Linked DNA regions of Homo sapiens: regions 2 and 3 are each linked to region 1. Evidence: chromatin contacts called from ENCODE Hi-C or POLR2A ChIA-PET data. All regions are on one chromosome and are shown on one strand. The core of a region is the stretch at or near the end of the contact, and the rest is flanking DNA. Distances in the headings are between cores, read along the strand shown.

The links. A loop is a pair of places that touch in the nucleus more often than their neighbours do. ChIA-PET counts read pairs that join two places held with the same protein, here RNA polymerase II (POLR2A). Pooled maps may share reads with other maps.
Region 2: a loop to region 1 is called in a pooled map, with 9 times the contacts of the local background. The contact joins the promoter of POLR1E here to the enhancer-like site in region 1. A Hi-C loop is called at or near these places in 1 of 168 maps with a recorded cell type or tissue (CD4-positive, alpha-beta T cell), 1 of 37 single-sample maps with no recorded cell type and 7 of 50 pooled maps.
Region 3: a pooled map shows a loop between it and region 1 (5-fold over the local background). The contact joins the promoter of SPAG8 here to the enhancer-like site in region 1. A Hi-C loop is called at or near these places in 2 of 37 single-sample maps with no recorded cell type and 10 of 50 pooled maps. POLR2A ChIA-PET finds 5 or more read pairs at or near these places in 1 of 52 experiments (RWPE1).

What each region holds. Positions count from the first base shown.
Region 1 is chr9:36,490,825-36,494,722 of GRCh38, reverse strand. No RefSeq gene overlaps it. Among named protein-coding and RNA genes, the nearest start is that of MELK, 80 kb to the left of the region's middle. Within about 2 kb of position 1,667, at least 2 of the 41 ENCODE cell types and tissues checked have a DNase peak (open chromatin) inside an H3K27ac peak, as active enhancers do; they include CD4-positive, alpha-beta T cell, where a contact is called at or near this core.
Region 2 is chr9:37,483,678-37,487,575 of GRCh38, reverse strand. It overlaps POLR1E (RNA polymerase I subunit E), which reads right to left and starts at 1,628. Exons shown (of 12, transcript NM_022490.4): 1 at 1,453-1,628; 2 at 770-873. The coding sequence starts at 1,528. RefSeq lists a silencer at 1,501-1,830 and an enhancer at 1,572-2,163.
Region 3 is chr9:35,810,540-35,814,437 of GRCh38, reverse strand. It overlaps SPAG8 (sperm associated antigen 8), which reads left to right and starts at 2,176. Exons shown (of 7, transcript NM_001039592.2): 1 at 2,176-2,334; 2 at 2,437-3,256; 3 at 3,381-3,555; 4 at 3,756-3,801; 5 at 3,885-3,898. The coding sequence starts at 2,291. It overlaps HINT2 (histidine triad nucleotide binding protein 2), which reads left to right. Exons shown (of 5, transcript NM_032593.3): 2 at 654-794; 3 at 889-993; 4 at 1,100-1,172; 5 at 1,293-1,478. The coding sequence ends at 1,384. RefSeq lists enhancers at 2,358-2,407, 2,102-2,658.

The sequences.
Region 1 (3,898 bases), core at 418-2,917:
TTTAACATTCACTGATGATCCTTGCTTGAATCAATTATCTCATTGGAGATTGCAAAATGGTAAGTTTTTAATTCTATCAATCCTTCTACATTTATTAGATGACATTCTTCTGTAAAGAAGAATTTCCTCTCATCAATTGGGGATGAACCTCATTTCTTCCTAAAATGGCAGGTTAAATGCTTCATTCTTTCTCTTTAATTACCAATTTCCTGACAAAGGAGTTGGTGTCATAGTATTTCCAATAGTGGCAAATGAATTTTTTCCTCCTTTCTCTTTTCTTGCTCTTTGAGCATCATTATGGACTCATGCATTACATTTATTCAATGTATTACAATCAATTACAGACTCAATTAGTCTTTAAAGAAGCCATAGAGGATAGGGCTAAGGATGTGATCAGAAAATTCCTAGAATACTGTGGTTGAAGAAACACACACACACACACACACACACACACCACACACACACATTTATCCTTACCAATAATAAAAATATGAAAGCAAAAACTATATAACAGAGAAAAAAATATAAAATTCCAATTCTGATACTATATATACAACCCTCCTAAAATTCTCACACAGGTTCTATAAGGGGTATGTATAAAGACAGTTATGGCAGTGATGTTTTTGGTTGTAGGCAATTTGGGTGTCCCTAATGAAGAAGACCTTAGGCAAAATGTGATGGGTGGAGTAATATGCAGTAGATAGAAGCAATGGGCCAGATCTTAAAAACATGCTGCAGCAAAAAAGAAAAATAAGAAAAAAAAATGTGTCTTACAATGTTATTTACAAAAGAAAAAAATACACACATCTAAGAAAATAGTACATATTTTATCCTACTACTATTTTTTTTTTTTTGAAAAATCTCTTTGTTGGGAGGTTTTGGTTTTGGTTTTGTTTTGAAAGAGTGTCATTACGTCACCCAGGCTGGAGTGCAATGGTGCAATCTCAGCTCACTGCAACCTCCACCTGCCGGGTTCAAGGGATTTTGGTGTCTCAGCCTCCTGGGTAGCTGGAATTACAGGCGTGCACCACCACGCCCAGCTAATTTTTGTATTTTTAGCAGAGACGGGGTTTCACCATGTTAGCCAGGCTGGTCTCAAAGTCTTGACCTCAAGTGATCTGCCTGCCTTGGCCTCCCAAAGTGCTGGGATTACAGGCGTCAGCCACCATGTCCAGCCCAATACTACATATTTTAAATAAACACAAACAAAAGGATATACATGAAACACATCGGAATAATTGCCTGTGGTGAGAAAGGGGAATGAGATTAGTGAATGTGAATAAAAGAGAATAAATAAATATAACAAATGAGAGTGGCCTTACAAGTGAGAAATATGACCAATTCAATCCCTTATATTTAAATAAAAATAAATGATTAAACAAATAAATTGCTATGATCTCTCTGGAAATTAGAACTTTTCAAAACATTGAATTAGCAATTCCACCTTTAGGAATGTGGCCTAAGGAAATAGAAACTAATGTTTATTAATGTGATAATAGTGAGGAAAAATGCTCAGCATGTTTTCTTTCGCTCTGGCTCTCACCCTGCAATTTACATCCCCAAGCATTTCAGGGAAACCATATAGTTGTCTCACATGTGCTTGTGATGTGTTTGTGAAGGAAAGTAGTCATGTGGTATTGGTGGTTCATTTCATCTCCTGCCTCAGCCCCTTCCACTTGGCATTGCTATTTTCACTTCCTTTGCTGAGCATGGTTACAAATTCCATTGGGTCTACCTTATCTGGATTCCTTCAGTTGCTAAGGCTGCAAAGTATTACTCTGTAATACTCTGAAATACCATCTTGCTCCTCTTCTGGTTTTATATGCTATTAGGTCTATCATTGTCTTATCGTTTTTCATGAAATAGCCCCTTCAGTATTTTCTTTTCTTTTCTTTTCTTTTCGAGACCGGAGTCTTGCTCTGTCGCCCAGGTTGTGGTGCAGTGGCACGATCTCGGCTCACTGCAAGCTCCGCCTCCCGGGTTCACGCCATTCTCCTGCCTCAGCCTCCTGAGTAGCTGGGACTACAGGCGACCACCACCACCACGCCCGGCTAATTTTTTGTATTTTTAGTAGAGACGGGGTTTCACCGTGTTAGCCAGGATGGTCTCGATCTCCTGACCTCGTGATCCGCCCACCTCGGCTTCCCAAAGTGCTGGGATTACAGGCTTGAGCCACCGCACCCGGCGCCCCTTCAGTATTTTCTTACAATTTCTCTCCTCCACTCCCTCATTAACCCCCAAATAAAATAATGATTTACAAGCCAGGCTGGGGCAAATACAAGTAAACAGACATTGTGCTAAGCTTGAAAGTGAAATAGGGAGTGCGAATCAGAACTACAATGAGATACCACTTCACATCCATTAGGAAGGCTATTATGAAGAAAAAGGTAGGGGTGGGGGTGGAATAACAAGTGTTGGCAAGACTGTGGATAAATTAGAACCCTTATGCATTGCTGGTGGGAATGCAAAAATGGTGCAGCCCCTATAGAAAACAGTCTGGTGCTCAAAAAGTTAAGCACAGAGTTACCATTATGATGCGGTAATTCTTCTCCTAGGTATATACTCAAAAGAACTAAAAGCAGTAAGGCCAGGCTTGGTGGCTCACGCCTGTAATCCTAGCACTCTGGGAGGCCGAGGCAGGCGGATTACCTGAGGTTGGGAGTTCAAGACCAGCCTGACCAACATGGAGAAACCCTGTTTCTACAAAAAGTACAAAAAATTAACCAGGTGTGGTGGCGTATGCCTGTAATCCCAGCTACTCAGGAGGCTGAGGTAGGAGACTCATTTGAACCTGGTAGGTGGAGCTTGCGGTAAGCTGAGATTGCGCCATTGCATCCCAGCCTTGGCAAAAACAGCAATACTCTTGTTGCCAAAATAAATAAAAATAAAATAATTAAAACAAAAATAAATAAAAATAAAACAAAAAGGAAGGAAATTCTAATACATACTGTCACATGAATAAACCTTGTAAACATTATGCGAGTGAAATAAGCCAGAAAGACACAAAAAGACAAATATTGTATGGTTCCACTTGCATTAGGTATCTAGAATAATCAAATCTGTAGAGACAGAAAGTAGAATAGACATACCAGGGGCTGAGGGGAGGAGGGAACTGAAAGTTATTTAATGGGTTTCTGTCTGGGATGGTGATGAAGATGTTCTGGAAACGGATAGTGGTGATGGTTTTACAACATTGTGAATACAGTTTTCTTTCTTTCTTTCTTTCTTTTTTTTTTTTGAGACAGAGTCTCGCTCTGTCGCCTGACTCTGGCTGGAGTGCAGTGGTGCGATCTCAGCTCACTGCAACCTCCACCTTCTGGGTTCAAGCAATTCAATTATCTGCCTCAGATTCCTGAGGAGCTGGGATTACAGGTGCCCACCACCAAGCCCAGCTAATTCATTGTGAATATAGTTAATGCCACTTGAAATTACAATTATACACTTGAAAATGGTTAAAATAATAAATTTTACATAATATATTTTACCACAATTTATTTATTTTTTATTTATTTATTTTTTTTGAGATGGAGTTTCGCTTTTGTTGCCCAGGCTGGAGTGTAATGGCGCGATCTTGGCTCACCGCAACCTCCGCCTCCCGGTTTCAAGAGATTCTCCTACCTCAGCCTGCTGAGTAGCTGGGATTACAGGCACGCGCCACCGCGCCCAGCTAATTTTGTATTTTTAGTAGAGACGGGGTTTCTCCATGTTGGTCAGGCTGGTCTCGAACTCCCGACCTCAGGTGATCTGCCCACCTCAGCCTCCCAAAGTGCTGGGATTACAGGTGTGAGCCACTGCACCTGGCCCACAATTTTTTTTAATGGAAAAAAAGGAATGGGCAATCCTTCTATTGTGCCTCTCCTTTGCATATCTTTGGATCCCCATCTCAGAGGACATTAGT
Region 2 (3,898 bases), core at 379-2,878, 990 kb before region 1:
GGGCTTCTGGCACTTAAAGGTATGCAACAAAGTGATTCTGTAAGCAATCTCTCTTTGGCCTGTTCTTTGTATACTCTCAGGACCATGGCTGATTCACTCCCCAATCATAAGCAAGCTTTCCTGCTTCTCTGCATTTGTCCTCACTATCCTTTTCACTCGAAACACCAAACGTTGACTGCCAAACCCTCATTCCAGCCTTCAAGGCTCAGCTCCAACATGACCTCACCAAGGAAGGCATTCTGGCAGAGACCTCTCCTCCCACTGAGCTCACTCTGCCCTGTACTCTTCCCCACGTGGCCTCAGAGCTTTGTGTAAAAGTGTCCCTCACAGCCAGTTCTCATCTCTCTAGAGCAGAGGTTCTCAATCCAGGGAAATCCACTCTGGTGCTACTGGCATCTAATGAGTAGAGACTAGGGATGCTGCCCCCACAGCAAAGAATTATTGGCCCAAAAAGTCAATAGTCCTGAGGTTGAGAAACCCTGCTCTAGAGTATGAACTCTGAGTGGGGCTAGGCCTGATTTGGCTGTTTTCCTAGAAGCTTGCAGCACAGGGATGCAGAGGGGCAGGTTCCATAAATGCTTGTTGAAAGAACAAATGAATGAAAGATGGAGCCTGTCCCCACATCCCAGGCTGCTGGGCATCAGAGTTCTTCAAAGCTCCATTTGCTACTACTCCCCTTTTTCTCCCCTCACTCCCTCCCACATCCACCCACTCCCAGGGGCCTTCTGAGCCCTGCAGAGTGGAGACAGCTGGCAACTGCTTCACTTACCAGGATCCGTTGATTCCTCTTCCTGGGGTTGGTGGAATCTTTGTTCTCATACAAGGTAAAGCGCATGTTGCCTGGACTCTGTAGCTTCCCGTTGGAGAACTGGACTGTAAGAGTGCAGCCCAAGAATGAGATGAGAGCAGAAGGCCACACAATGTACCACACAATGTACGGTGGGACTAGACTGTCACTGGGAGGGAGTGTCAGAATGGGGATGGCAAGGAAGCTCGGGTCCTGACCCAAAGGGAACTGGAGGAGATCCGGGGCCAGCTGAGAAGAGGAGGTAGGGAGGTGGGAGAACCCTGGGGAGGGGCTGTGACAGGAGGGAATGTCTCGCGGAAGGAGGCTGACAGCAGAGGCCTGGTACATACCTAAAGTGACAGAAGGAACCCCTGCCCAGTGAAGAGAGGGAAATGGGGGAGGCGGGAGACCTGGTGGGTGAGGGGGTCAGCAGGGTCCTGGACACAGCTCTGGGGAGCGGGTGAGTGGGATGTCCCAATCTGGCTGGGAGGTAGTGACAGAAAGACGGACAGGGGAGCCCTGACAGAGCCCAGGGGAGTGGTGGAGACTAGAGGGGTCCCGGCCCCGCTGGGGAGAAGCCCAACGGAGGGCGAGAGGACAGCTGAGGTACCGAGACGGAAGGGGAGAGGGTTAGAGGAGCACTGCTCCAGCTCCGCAGTCTTTACCCAGTACAGCTCTCTGGCTCCCGTCGGGCGCCCCACAATACTGCCACCTCGCACTCGGCAACACCTCCGCCGCCATCTCGCCTGTCTGTCCGCCAAGCACAGGAGTTAAGACAGCAGCAGCCACAAGCGCACTTTTAAACACGCGGGAGCCCAGGCCGCGCTGCGGGCCGGAAAAGGCGTGGCCCCGCCGGGCACCGCCCACAGCGCGCGAGCCGCGTGTCCCCGCCCCCCGCGTAGAGAGGCGTGGTCTCCGCCCACAAGGTGCCACACACCCGCTTGACTGGCCGAGGCGCAGCACCTGATTGGCTCAGCGCTCGCGTGCACTCTGGGTTTTGTAGGTCCAGAGCCCGAGGCGCCAAAGGCTTCAGCCTAAGCTTGCTATGAGCCTTCTTCCGGCTCAGCACCTTCTAAAGAGAGTGTCGTCTCTCTCTCCTACCGTGACAAACTCATCTTCCCAAGACCTGAAGGACCAAGTTCAAATTTAGAATTCTCTGACAGGAACTGCTTGAGCCCCAACTAAATGTGGCCGCTGGCGAATAGCCGCCCCTCTCTAGGGCTTCCCACCCACCCACGTGGACATCCAGCTCTAGGTACAAACTTTGTCCACAGTCCGACAAACAGCTCCCCGCCATGGGCTGTGGCGTGCACACCTGTGGCCCAATCAACACTGAGGTGATGGAACAGAAGCCCAGCCAACCCCGGAGCCTTTGGGCAGGAGATTCTGGACTGGAATAGAAGAGGGAGTCCGAGCTGATGGACATGTCCCTTTTTCACTGCGGATTCAACCCTTCTTCTGCACGGGGAGTTTTCAGAGCAGAAAGAAGGCGAAAGCAGGGCCTTTAAGCATGGACGCTGGCCGAGGCCCCCTTTGCCCAAAGATGCGTACTATTGAAGGGCAAGAACTCCGGTTGACTCCCCTCTGTCTTCCAAATCACCTTCTTTCAAGACTCTTTTCCTTCCACACACCCTCAACACCCGCCTCCAACACCCAGGATCCTAGGAATAACCCTAAAGCCTGCATGCCCCTTTGCCTGAGCACTTGTCACGCTTTTCTAATTACCCAATCTCAAACGTAAAGAAACACTGCAAGAAATGTTTTTGCCCTGAACCATTTAGAGTAAGTTGTCAACCTGATACCCTTTCAACCCTGAAGACTATAGTATTTCCTACAGACATTCCCTAAATAACAACACAGCCATCAGAATCAGCAAATTGCCGGGCGCAGTGGTTCACGCCTGCAATCCCAGCACTTTGGGAGGGAGAGGCAGTTCTATCCCTTGATTCCAGGAGTTTGAGACCAGGCTGGGCAACATAACAAGACCCTGTCTCTACAAAAAATAATATTAGCCATGTGTGGTGGCGCACGCGTGTCGTCCCAGCTACTCGGGAGGCTGAGGTGGGAGGATTGCTTGAGCCTAGGAGGCAGAGGCTGCAGTGAGCTGTGATGGTGCCACTGCACTCTAGCCTGGGCGACAAAAAAAAAAAAAAAAATTAAACAGAAAAGAATCAGGAAATTAGCACTGGTACATTACCACCATGTAATCCTCACATCCCATTTAAGTTCACCCATTGTCCCAACGTTTGTTGTTAGTTTGTTTTTTGAGACAGGGTCTCACTCTGTCACCCAGGCTGGAGTGCAGTGTTGCAACCAGGGCTCACTGCAGCCTTGACCTTCCAGGCTCAAGTGATCCTCTCACCACAACCTGGGAATACAAGTGTGTGCCACCACACTCAGTTTTGTTTTGTTTTTTCTTAATTAAAAAAATTTTTTGTAGAGACTAGGTCTCACTGTGTTGCCAGGGCTGGTCTCAGACTCCTGGGCTCAAGTGATCCTCCCACCTTGGCCTCCCAAAGTTCTGGGATTACAGGCGTGAGCCATTGCAGCTGGCCCAATCATGTTTTTATAGCAAAAATGTCCTGTCAAGAATCATGTGTTGCATTTAGCTCTCATAGCCTTTCCTCCCTTAGAAGGCTACCTTGCTTGACCCCACCTCATGATTTTGGATTGAATTGTTCAGGAAAGGAAAAGGGAAGAAGAAGAAAGAAGAAAGAAGGATGAAGAAAGAAGAGCTTAATTGTGTGATTGTCTCACCCATTGATTGTTTCCTCACTAAACTTACTTGGGGTTCACAATAAACACTTTGGAGGTTAATAAACAAATTTATGTTTGTTTTGATCACTGCTTTATCTCCAAATCCTGAACATACTAGACCCTCAATAAATATGGAATGAATTAATGAATGACAGGGCAAAGAATGGGCCTGAATTATCACTAATCTTGGAAGCCTAGCACAGGGACTGGAACTCAAAGATGTTTGGTAATATTGGTTGAAATCAACTAGCATAGGGTTTACACATAACAGACTCTATAAATGTTTTTTGGTTGAATGAAAATATGAACAGTTAAATCAAAGTTAAAGGTGACCAAGATAACAGTGGCTACAAT
Region 3 (3,898 bases), core at 927-3,426, 680 kb after region 1:
CTCTGAATCCCTTACCCGAAGTTCCCTGGGGCTAGGGGAGCAGAGGTCACTTAGCTGAACTCTTACCTCCACTCATTCAAGGGACAAGAGTTAAAATTCACAGAGTCACATGTGACACCCAGATGAGGGGTCAACTAGTGTCAAACAGGGCGATTGCATTAAAACTTAAATAAAACAGGCGACAAGGCTTAAAGATCAGAAAACAAGTAACGGAAATAAGTGGAAATGTACTAACAAGGTGAGAGTGGAAAGAGATTCAAGCCATCGCAAGAGATTATGGAAACCATCCCTTTATTTTATATTAGAAGCTGAGAGAAGGAATTTATCTGAGGTAATTCAGTGGTATGGTAAGGTAGGAACTGAGACCAAAATCCCCAGTCTCTCATTCTAGATCCTTTCCCTAAACAGTGCTATATTTCGTGGACACATGAGCAGGAATCAATTGCACTGCTGAATCCTGATAATAATACCGCCTGTTATCTAACCAGGTCCAGCACCTTCTGGCCCTACCCTTTGCTGCTGGTGCTCTGAAATTCAGGAACTTTCCTCCTGGGTGGGAACGATGAATAGGTTATTAGAAGGACGAAATTAACAACTATCAGAGCCCAGCTTCTGCCAGCTCCCTCCTTTGAATATGGTCGATCCACCTTCAGGTCCGAGGAGCTGCAGGTGTGACTGATGGGAATGAAGTGGCCAAGGCCCAGCAGGCAACTCCTGGGGGAGCAGCCCCAACCATCTTCTCCCGGATCCTGGACAAGAGCCTCCCAGCTGACATTCTCTATGAGGACCAGCAGGTGGGGTGCTCTTAGGACCTATCCCCTTAGGAATGTTGTAGATACCATCCAACCTGTTGAAGTAACGTGGCCTCTGGCCTGTCACTTCCCCCAGTGTCTTGTGTTCCGTGATGTGGCCCCTCAGGCTCCTGTGCACTTCCTGGTCATTCCTAAGAAGCCCATTCCTCGGATTAGCCAGGCTGAAGAAGAAGACCAGCAGGTGGGAAGAACAGGGCCAGGGTTTGGCTGGGAGGAGCCCCTGGACCCAGCTAGAGGTCTTGCTCCCTATGAATGAAGCCACCTATGTCCCTCCGCTCTCTCTATAGCTTCTAGGACACCTACTCCTTGTGGCCAAGCAGACAGCAAAGGCTGAGGGCCTGGGAGATGGATACCGACTTGGTGAGTGACTTTTGGCCCTTGGTCCCTCACCTATGAATTCTCATTCCTACTTCTCAATATGATCTTCATTCTTCGACCTCTGCCATGATCCTGACTCCCTAACCCCAAGCTCAATTTCAGTGATCAACGATGGGAAGCTGGGTGCACAATCTGTGTATCATCTGCACATTCATGTACTTGGGGGCCGGCAGCTCCAGTGGCCTCCAGGTTGAACCTGCCAACTGATTAAAGGACACCAGACTCTGGATGCTTGGATGGAAAGGGAAAAATGGACCCTGTGATGCTAATAAAACTGTTCTCCCTTAATTATGCTCTCCTGTCTTTAATATAAAATTTTATACCACAAAGGGGAAAGAAAACTGATTCAGGGCTATGATGCCCCTTGACTGGTCTGAGTGAAAGACACTGAGGAGGTCCAACCTGTGGTTAAATGTTGCCTGCAGATATGTAAGTCTTCTTGACAAGTGGTCCACCCTAGGTCAAGCTTCTAGAAAAGTAACAGTAGGAATGAGCCTAAATGAGTAGGAAGAAACTGAAAGCCAATCCTGGCCCTTCTTCAGAGGTCAAACCAGGTTCTAAGGGCGCTTAGGAGGAGGGTGGTCAATATGAGGGTCTTTTATTAGAGGAGGAGTAATCACACCCAAACAAAAGCGGCTGCCTTTTCACTATTCTACGTCTCACCATTTTGCTCAAGCTAGTTTGTTTATTTTCATCCTTAACATTTGTTAAAGACCCCACTCACTTTTGAGAATGAACTAAGCAAACTAAGGGGAAGCTACTTGCCTCTCAGCAAACACCAAGTAGGCTGTAATCTAATGCCACAACCCTGTGCCTGTTTCCAACATATCCCCATAAAGCATCATCTTAGAAAACCGCACGCAAAGACTGTTTGGACGTGGAGGGCGAGGTCTTAAGCCAGCGGAACCCTAAAACCCCGTCTGAGGCGGAATGCCGCCGGGACCGGAAAGCGGACCTCCCTAACAGCACTAGGCTGAAGACTTCCGCCCCGCAGAGGACTTGCCTCCACCGCCACCTGCAAGTCCGCCCAGCTGTACTTCTGCGCAGGCTCCAGGAGTTGTTTGCTGTCTCTATGGCAACCCAGTAGCTGGAGTCTGAAGATGGAGACCAACGAGTCTACGGAGGGATCGCGGTCGCGGTCGCGGTGAGAGCCGCAGCTCTGGCTGCAGGCATAAGGGGACGAGGAAGGTCAGCTGACTTCCTCTGCTGCGCTTTTGACAGCCATGTCGTGTTTGCTTTCTTTCAGATCTTTAGACATACAGCCCAGCTCCGAAGGACTGGGGCCCACTTCGGAACCGTTTCCTTCTTCAGATGACAGTCCCAGGTCGGCCCTGGCAGCTGCAACCGCAGCAGCTGCAGCGGCTGCATCAGCTGCTGCAGCTACTGCAGCCTTCACCACTGCCAAAGCAGCTGCATTATCTACAAAGACCCCAGCGCCCTGTTCTGAGTTCATGGAGCCGTCCTCTGACCCCAGCCTTCTTGGGGAGCCCTGTGCGGGACCCGGCTTTACCCACAATATAGCCCATGGGAGTCTTGGCTTTGAGCCCGTCTATGTTTCCTGTATTGCTCAGGACACTTGCACTACAACTGACCATAGTTCTAATCCTGGCCCTGTTCCAGGCTCTAGCTCTGGGCCTGTTCTTGGTTCCAGCTCAGGTGCTGGCCATGGCTCTGGCTCTGGCTCTGGTCCTGGCTGTGGCTCTGTCCCTGGCTCTGGCTCTGGTCCTGGTCCTGGCTCTGGTCCTGGCTCTGGTCCTGGTCATGGCTCTGGCTCTCATCCTGGTCCTGCCTCTGGGCCTGGTCCAGACACTGGCCCTGACTCTGAGCTCAGCCCCTGTATTCCTCCAGGGTTCAGAAACCTGGTGGCAGATCGGGTCCCTAACTATACCTCCTGGAGTCAGCACTGCCCCTGGGAGCCCCAGAAACAACCACCTTGGGAATTTTTGCAAGTCTTAGAACCGGGTGCCCGAGGACTATGGAAACCCCCAGACATTAAAGGGAAGCTTATGGTTTGCTATGAAACTTTGCCGCGGGGCCAGTGCCTCCTCTACAACTGGGAGGAAGAGGTATTAAAGTTTTGGCCTGCTCCCTTTTCTTGAAGGCTGCCCTCAGTTTCTTAGGGGAGGCAGTAGTTTACATGAGGGTGGGTACCAGAAGGGATATTATAGTCATTCAACTTGGGATCCACAGAGAGCCACCAACCACCTGGATCAAGTCCCAAGCATGCAGGATGGCTCTGAGAGTTTTTTCTTCCGACACGGACACCGGGGACTGCTGACTATGCAACTAAAGTCACCCATGCCCTCCAGCACCACCCAGAAAGACTCGTACCAGCCACCAGGAAACGTCTATTGGCCACTTCGAGGTGTGAAATGTGAGAGGGTAGGCCAGAACGAGCCCATTACTCAGAGGGAAGAAGAGGAAGGAATTTCTGGTGGGGCTGTGGATTCTCCAGTGGATATAAGGGCGGAACCCCAAGGTTCTTCTTCCTTTTCTCAAGTTAGTTTCTTCTGGGCCTCCTTCTTAACCAGACCCCACCTTGCCCACCCCCCAACTCTCTCACAGGGAAGCGTGAAGCCATGCTGGAGATGCTCCTGCAGCATCAGATCTGGTAAGGGATTGGGTAAAGGGGAAGAGGGATGGGGAGGAGAAAAATTGGGTGAGAATGGCCTTGACACCCCTCGGGCTACATAGTAAAGAGGTGCAGG